Regions from separate parts of the Homo sapiens genome. Here region 1 is linked to region 2. Evidence: read pairs that join two places in POLR2A ChIA-PET (ENCODE). Cell type or tissue: MCF 10A. All regions are shown on one strand. Each heading gives the region's core, and the rest is flanking DNA. Links, peaks and the distances in the headings are about the cores only.

Region 1 (4,398 bases), core at 198-4,197, 84 kb before region 2:
TTTTAATTTTTTGGTAGAGATGAGGGTCTTGCTACATTGCCCAGGCTAGTCTCAAACTCCTGGCCTCAAGCAATCTTTCTGACTGGGCCTCCCAAAGTGTTGGGATCATAGGCATGAGACACTGCACCTGGCCTCGGGTCTTAGTTTAAATGTCACTTCAGAGAGGAATTCTCAAACTCGAGAGAGAGCTCAAGTGATCCACCTGCCTCTGCCTCCCAAAGTGCTGGGCATGAGCCACTGCACCTGGCCCAGAGAGGAATTCTGTTACTGTCTTGACTAGAGTCTATCCCTTTGTTCGGCTTCCCCATAGGACCCTATCCTCCTATTCCTAATACAGGGCTCTGTCTGTAGTCTACTTTAGAGTCCTTCGACAGCGACAGCATAAAATTACTAATTCCTTTTTTTTTTTTTTTTTTTTTTTGAGATGGAGTCTCGCTGTGATGCCCAGACTAGAGTGCAATGGCATGATCTCGGCTCACTGCAACCTATGCTTCCTGAGTTCAAGCGATTCTCCTGCCTCAGCCTCCCAAGTAGCTGGAACTACAAGCGTGCGCCACTGTGCCTGGCTGAGTTTTGTATTTTCAGTAAAGACGGGGTTTCACTATATTGGTCATGCTGGTCTTGAACTCCTGACCTCAAGTGATCCACCCAGCTCTGTCTCCGAAAGTGTCGGGATTACAGGCATGAGCCACTGCACCTGGCCCAGAAATTACTAATTCCTATTAGTTTAAGGATTGCCACCTAGGCCTTGTTGCCATCCGTGAACAGAAGAAAGCCAAGCCCGAAGGCAGCCATGATAAGTGTTCCTATTATCTATTCTTGATCAACCCTCCAACCTTTCAATTAGCTTATAAATACTGGAAATAGGGTTTTTTAGCTTGAAAACAATGGATTGTTGACTGATACGTTGAATTCCAGCGATAAGCCCTCATTAGTGAAATTAAAGGAAGTCAAGATGTATAGACAGGAGAAAATATTTTAGAAACACTTCTCACCCTTCTACAGTAAGTCTTCACTTAACAGTGTCCATAGATTTCCGGAAACTGTGACTTTAAGTGAAACGAGGTATAACAAAACCAATTTGTTTTGGCTAACTGATATAAATGAGAGTTAAGTTCCTACAGTGTGTTTGTGTTCACAAAAACATCACCAAACTTCTAAAGACCAAAACACTTCTAATAGTAAACATTGAAATAAATGAAAACATTGAAATAACTGTGAGCTATATAGACATTTACGAGATGAATAACAATAATATGATCATTATTTATGCACTTATTCCAGTTGAAGGTTGCTGATGGCCAGAGCCTGTCCCAGCAGCTTACGGAGCCAGATAAGACCCAGCCCTGGGCAGGATGCCATCCCACTGCAGGAGTCACCCACAGCCACACCCACACTCACTTAGATTGGACCAGTTGACACATCAGTTTGCCTAACCTTGCACATCTTTGGGATTTGGAGTAAATTTCAGTACCTGGGGAGATTTCACACAGACAAGGAGAGAAAGTGCAGAATCCACATAGACAGTGACCTTGGCCAAGAATTGATTTTTTTCTCATCAATGTTATAGCCTAAGGACATTGAACAAACCATGTTGTTCAAGGACTGGCTATATGAGAGAGCCTGTAGCCTTTATTCTTAGACATGGTCCTGATGCTTCCCCCCACTGGTCTTGCTTCTGACATTTGTTTAAGGTGGATTTTTTTTTTTTTTTTTGAGGCGGAGTCTTGCTCTGTCACCAAGGCTGGAGGGTAGTGGCTCAATCTCGGCTATTGCAACCTCCGCCTGCCGGGTTCAAGCAATTCTCCTGCTTCAGCTGCCCGAGAAGCTGGGACTACATGTGCCCGCCACCATGCCTGGCTAATTTTTGTATTTTTAGTGGAGACGGGGTTTCACCATATTGGTCAGGCTGGTCTTGAACTCCTGACCTCAGGTGATCCACCTGCCTCGGCCTCCCAAAGTACTGGGATTACAGGCATGAGCCCCTGTGCCCAGCCTCAAGGTGGATTTTTGCTGCCTGAGGCCAGTAGAATTCAACCCATGGAATGTGCTCTTATCTGGAGTAGTCTTTTCATGCAAGGACACACTTGGATACCTAAACAGACAGAAAACTGGGCCTTTGTCAAACTTTCAAATTAGTTATCTAAACTTTTGGCCTGTAAGCTAATAAGCATTTGTTTAACAAATGTCTCTGTTTGGGACAAATTTCAGTCTACAGCTTGCTTTTATTATAACCTGTTAGAGAAATGCAGGGAGTAGCCAACTCTCAGTCACCTTGAATTTCTTCCAGGCTGCAGTGGGCTAGCAAAATGAGCCTGAGTGCTTTGCAAGACCTAACTGTGATGAGTTGCCTTAAGTCTGCTTGTTCCTGGTCAGTTGTCAGCTCCAAAGAGGCAGGAACTGCTTATTCAACAAATCAGAGGAACAAAATCCATCTGCAACCTATGGCCAAAGTGTTCTTGCCCAAATAGCTACACAAAGATAGCCCAGGAGCATGCCAAAGAAAATATAAACGGACATGTGAAGCATAAGTATGAGAACACATTTGCCAAAAAAATATGTTTTATGAAATTTCACCGAAAAAAAAAAGGATGGTGAGAAAGCAAAAATATTTATACATTGGCTTTTTTTTGGGGGGGGATGGAATCTTTCTCTGTCACCCAGGCTGGAGTCCAGTGGCATGATCTCAGCTCACTGCAACCTCTGCCTCCTGGGTTCAAGCAATTCTCCTCAGCCTCCTGAGTAGCTGGGATTACAGGCATGTGTCACCACGCCCAGCTAATTTTTGTATTTTTAGTAGAGACAGGGTTTTGCCATGTTGGCCAGGCTGGTCTCAAACTCCTGACCTCAGGTGATCCAAGTGCTGGGATTACAGGCGTGAGCCACCACGCCTGGCCAGTACACTGCTTTTTTGTTGAAATGATTTTTCTTTGGACTTTTTAATCCTTATTTTCTGTAATTCAAAATTCTCTGTTTCCCTATTAATTAGAGATTATGTATTAATATGGGATGGGGCATGGTAATGTTTTCTTTTTTTGTTTTTGTTTTCGAGAGTGATGGAGTCTCACTCTGTCGCCCAGGCTGGAGTGCAGTGGTACAATCTTGGCTCACTGAAACCTCCACCTCTCAAGTTTAAGCAATTCTCATGACTCAGCCTCCAGAGTAGCTGGGACTACAGGGGCTCGCCACCATGCCCAGCTAATTTTTTTTTTTTTTCTATTTTTAGTAGAGATGGGGTTTCATCATGTTGGCCAGGCTGGTCTCAAACTCCTGACCTCAAGTGATCTACCCGCCTCAGCCTCCCGAAGGGCTAGGATTACAGGCATGAGCCGCCATGCCCGACTGGCTTTTTATTTTAATGTTATTGAATAAATTATGAAATTTTCCACATCTCACTCAGTTCCTGTCAATTTTTTATGCTTATATGTCCACAGGGCATAAAATATAGTATGTGTGAGGAGAAAACAATTTAAAAAACCAAACAAACAGGAAAAGAGGCTCCAGGTACAGATGTGCACTAATTATGTGTTAGATTGAACTGAGAGAAGACTAGAAATTCTTCTTCTGGTGTTTATTGTCTTCATCTGTTATCAGGAAAGAGATTCTAACAGCCAAAAGCTCACTACTCTCTGACTACTGATTATTCTAGGACCGTTGGCTCGTTCTATCCTGTGGCTCACTTTCTTTTGACTAAAAAGGAGTTGAAGGTTAATCAATGTTGCTAGAGATTCAGATTGAAAGCTCTTCTGTATGATATGGCAGCCACTGGCCACATGTGGCTGTTGAGGTCTTGAAATGTGGCTAGTCTGAACTGAGATGTGCTGTAAGTATAAATAACCACTGAGCTTCAGAGATTTAATAGAACAAAGAATGTAAACGATCTATTACAATGTTGATATTGATCATGAGCTAAGATAATATTTCGATATTTTTCACGTGTTAAGATAATTTTTTACATCAAATAATAATGTTTCACATCAAATAAAATACATTTTAAATTAAATTCATTCACTTCTTTTTACTGTTTTAATGTAGATACTAAGGGATAGTATCTATATTAGGAATGGTATCTACAATGAGCTCACTTATTTCTTTTTACTTTTTTAATGTAGATACTAAGGAATTTTAAATTACATGTGAGGTTTGCATTTGCGGCTTGCATCGCATTTCTGCTGGACAATCTTCCTCTTAAAAAAAGATTCCATTGGAAACACAGCTGATGAGATGAAATGAGATTGTCCATGCTCTGGCACAGGTTGCTGGCACTTGGCCCCGGCCATCCATGGTTCCTGCTAAGTTGAGCCATCTGGACCTGTCTAACTTAGGCCAGAGCTAATGTCCCTCCCTTCTGCTTAATTTCTGCTTAAGGCCTCTCCTCTCTACCAGGTGACCACCAGC
Region 2 (4,398 bases), core at 120-4,119:
ACCTCCCCCTAGAATGGTGGTTGGCAAAGTTTCTTGGTAAGAGGCCAAATCAAAAATATGTTAGGTTTTGGGGACCCTAGACTGTCTTTTGCTACTACTCAACACTGCCATTTTAGTGCAAACACAGCCACAGACAGTAATTCAATGAATGGGTGTGGCTGTGTTCTAATAAAACTTTATTTACAAAAACGGGTAGAGGGCCAGATGGGCCACAGCTGGCTGACACCTTCTCTGGACTCTAGGCTTCTGGAAGGCGGGAGCTCTGTACCGTATCTGAAACACTCTACACATTGTAAAATAATGACTAGATAAAATATTGTAGCTTCTCCCTCACCCATAGTGCAAATTCAGTTCATTTCAAAAAATGCTTTTTGTTGTCTTGTCATGAACTCCCAAGAGAAAAGAACTGGTATCCTTAGGGAGAATAACCTGAACAAAAAGGCATTTGACTGAAGTTAGAGGAGCTTATTTCTACGTGAGTGAGCTGCGGAGAACAGTAGCACCTCAGGGTATCTAAGCTTATATAGGTTGCCAAGAAGGCATATTCCAGTACATTAAATTCTATGCATATGCATTTGCAACTAGATCATTAAAATGCAAGTTTTGATTGGATATGCCTTCTCCTCTTTATCATTTTATGATTGATTTGATATGATGTCCTGGACATAGGGGATATAGTTAAATGTTTCTTAAATAAAGGAAGGGCAATTTTATTCAGTAAACAGCTAAGGGGATACTCAAAAATGCATATTTAATGGAAGACATATCTTTACTCAGAAGATTCTGTTAATTAGATGATATACTATAGGGGGCCAAGGGATACAGAAGTTGTGATCAAACTAGGAGAAAGAAACCCCTGATGCTCAAAAAGCAGTTTTATCTTTGATAGTTTATCGTGAATTTATTTTCGTCTAGGTGTGACAGCATGACATTTTGTCAATGTTGTATACATTTTATTGCAATTTTGTTGAATCTTAACAGCACAGGTATTACTGATATTGAGCCGCTAAGGCCTCAGGGCTATACAGAAATGCTGGGTTTGTGCTTGAATTGGACAGATCCAGTGAAAACTAATCAAATACCTACTATGTGCCAAGCATTGTGTCAGATGCTCTCACATGCATTATCTTGGAAGAAAGTACATGATAGTGAATTGGAGCACAGTCCTGAAGCCACACTGCCCAGATCTGGCCATTGGTTCCGTCACTCGCTAACTATGAGACCTTGAGCAAGAAACTTAACCTCTCTATGCCTCAGTCTCTGTATCTGTAAGATGATGAAGAGTAATAGTTCCTACATTAGAGGATTGTTGTGAGGATTAAATGCTAGAATATATTTTAAGCCCTCAACACAGTGCCTAGCACATACTAAGCTCTCAAAAAATATTAGCTATTATTATAATCCTATTGAATGTATCCTTACAGCACTGTGGTGAGTTTGGCCTGATTACCTTCTCCTACCAAAGAGAAAACTCATGTCATAACTTCCCCCAGGTCACTCAGGGCCAGAACTCAAGTGAGCCAAGCTCCTGACTGTATATCCAACGTTCTGTTCATCTCACCATGAGGCCTTCTCAAGGAGCACTGGGTCGAGGTGCCTTCCTTCAAGCACTTACTCATAGCTTTAGCTCCAAATATGCTTTAGAAAAAAAAAAATCTAATCCTTAGACTGCACCATTTCCACTTCCAAAAGCTAAAATTATGTTTATGATGAGAACCTCTGAGTAGAGGTTCCATAAAAATATTACATTTTTCTTCATCATAAAAAAGGTGTTTTGTAAAAATAGTATTACTTTGTTAGGAAGTGTAATAATAGCTGTCTTTTTGTGTAGTGTCCCTGGCTATTATTCAAAGCCAAGCCCACGATCCCTTCATTGTTGTTTTTTTTTCCTTTAAATCAGGAAAGACCTAAAATTTGGCTCTGAAAATGTCCTCAATTTGGAAGAAGAAATAATCCCCTGGAAGTCCAGTTGGTATGACCAGAGGAAAAACAAAGCTCTAACAAGAAATGAGCAAAATTGAAACCACGGGGTTTTCAGAATTAAATTGTTGAATTTATGTCACATCCTTTCTTGGCCATCCTCTAGATATATCTGCCAAAAGTAACAAAAATTGTTGCTGCAAGCAGAAATCTTTGGTAGTGACACTGATCATACCTCCCCCTGCGGAGCCTCGGGAAGCATCTGGAGGGAGCTTAGGGGCAGGCATGCACTGAGTCATTCCCCGGGGGAGGGGGATTTCTTTAAAGCCATTTCAGACAGAAGAATGGTCACTCTCTGACCGCCGAACAGCTTTCTTTGGCAATTTCCAGAAAATCTGCTTCCAGAAACAATTTTTTCTTTGTTTCCTCTCCACCACCAAGCATTTATAGGACACCTACTCACCTCTGGGGAGGCATCCAAGATGCGTGGGGAAAAATAATACATAAGATACCTATAGCCTTGAGAACTTACAATCTAAGATGCGGACATACAGAAAAGGTGCATAGGGCCCGGCGCGGTGGCTCACACCTGTAATCCCAGCACTTTGGGAGGCCGAGGCAGGGGATCAGGAGTTTGAGACCAGCCTGGCCAATATGGTGAAACCCGGTCTCTACTGAAAATACAAAAATTAGCCGGGCGTGGTGGCGCGCACCTATAATCCCAGCTACTCAGGAGGCTGAGGTAAGAGAATCACTTGAACCCGGGAGGCGGAGGTTGCAGTTAGCCAGGACTGCACCACTGCACTCCAGCCTGGGCGACACAGTGAGACTATCTCAAAAATGAATAAATGAATAAAAAGATAAAAATAAAAAAAAGAAAAGGTACGTAGGTAGGAAGAATCATTATGTCAATACATGGCCAGACGTAAGTGACAATATTTATATCATCACTGCCTGAACCACTTACACTCTTCCAGCCTCAGTTTCCTCTTTATTACTGGGCAGAAATAAATAAAATAGAAGCTAAAAAAAAAAATACAAATGACCACAAAACTAAGAATTGTTTTAAAATCTAAATAAAATGGACAAATCCTTAGCTAGACTAACAAGAAAAACAGATGACTCAAATAAATAAAATCAAAACCAAAAGAGGAGACATTACAGCCGACAGCACAAAATACGATACTATGAACAACTATATGCTAACAAATTGGATAACCTAGAAAAAGTAAATAAATTCCTAGACACGTACAACCTACCAAGACTGAATCAGGAAGAAATCGAAAATCTAAGCAGACCAAAAATGAGTTAAGGAGATTGAATCAGCAATAAGAAGTCTCCCATCAAGGAAAACTCCAAGACCAGATGAATTCACTGCTGAATTCTATCAAACACTTAAGGAAGAGCAAATACCAATTCTTCTAAAACTCTTCTAAAAATGTGAAGGGGAGGAAATACTTTCAAACTCATTTTATGAGGCTGGAATTACCCTGATGCCAAAGCAAGACAATGACACTACAAGATAAGAAAATTACAGGCCAATATTCCTGATGAACATAGACACAAAAATCCTCAACAAAACACTAGCAAACTTTATTGAAAAATACGTTAAAAGGATCATTCACTATGATCAAGTTGTATTTATTCCAACTCAAGGATGATTCAACACATGTAAATCAATAAATGTGATACACCACATTAACAGAATGAAAGACAAAAACTATGTGATCATCTCAATAGATGCAGAAAAAGCATTGACAAAATTCAACATTCTTTCATGATAAAAACTTCAACAAATTAGGAATAGAAGAAATGATTCCCCAACACAACAACATCCATGTGTGACAAGTCCATAGCTAACATTACACTCAACAGTTAGCAAAAAGTTGAAGGTCCTTCCTCTAAGATCAGGAATAAGATAAGAATCCCCACTCTCACCATTTCTATTCAGTATTATACAAGAAGTCCTGTCCAAAGCAATTTGAGAAGAAAAAGAAATAAAAGACATTCAAATAAGAAAGGAAGAAGTGAAATTTTCTCTGCTTCCTGAAAACATGATCTTACATGTAGAAAACCCTAAAGATTTTACCCAAAATTGTTCAAATTTATAGATAAATTCAGTAAAATTATAGCATACAAAATTAACACAAAAATTATAGTGTATCTATACACTAGCACCAAACAATCTGAAAAACAAATTAAGGAAACAATACCTTTTACAAAAACATTTTAAAAGTAGGATAAATTTAATCTCTTTATAACTGAGGAAGATGGGGATTCCACTGAGCTCTAAGGTTGTATGAGAGGAGGCTGAGTGAATCTCGAAATTGGTACAAGCCACATAAACTCAAGTTTTCTCTGTCCGGGCAGGTAAAGGAAATCTACAACCTTCACTGATCATGGAAGAGGCAAGGCTGTCCAAATTGTCAAAATGATGTGGGGAGAAGATGACCTCTGGACTTGAAATAAGAGACAGAG

The links. ChIA-PET counts read pairs that join two places held together with the same protein. Peaks named below come from ENCODE experiments on the same cell type or tissue, not always from the same donor. Only the 100,000 strongest peaks of a DNase experiment are listed, where the experiment ranks them.
Region 1: POLR2A ChIA-PET joins it to region 2 with 6 read pairs; 1 of 35 experiments calls an interaction of 5 or more read pairs at or near these places.

What each region holds. Positions count from the first base shown.
Region 1 is chr10:29,977,255-29,981,652 of GRCh38, reverse strand. No RefSeq gene overlaps it. Among named protein-coding and RNA genes, the nearest start is that of JCAD, 80 kb to the left of the region's middle. In MCF 10A, for the core only: no CTCF peak of the experiment used is centred there; DNase peaks (open chromatin) are centred at 1,372 and 2,462.
Region 2 is chr10:29,893,415-29,897,812 of GRCh38, reverse strand. No RefSeq gene overlaps it. Among named protein-coding and RNA genes, the nearest start is that of JCAD, 160 kb to the left of the region's middle. In MCF 10A, for the core only: no CTCF peak of the experiment used is centred there; a DNase peak (open chromatin) is centred at 2,182.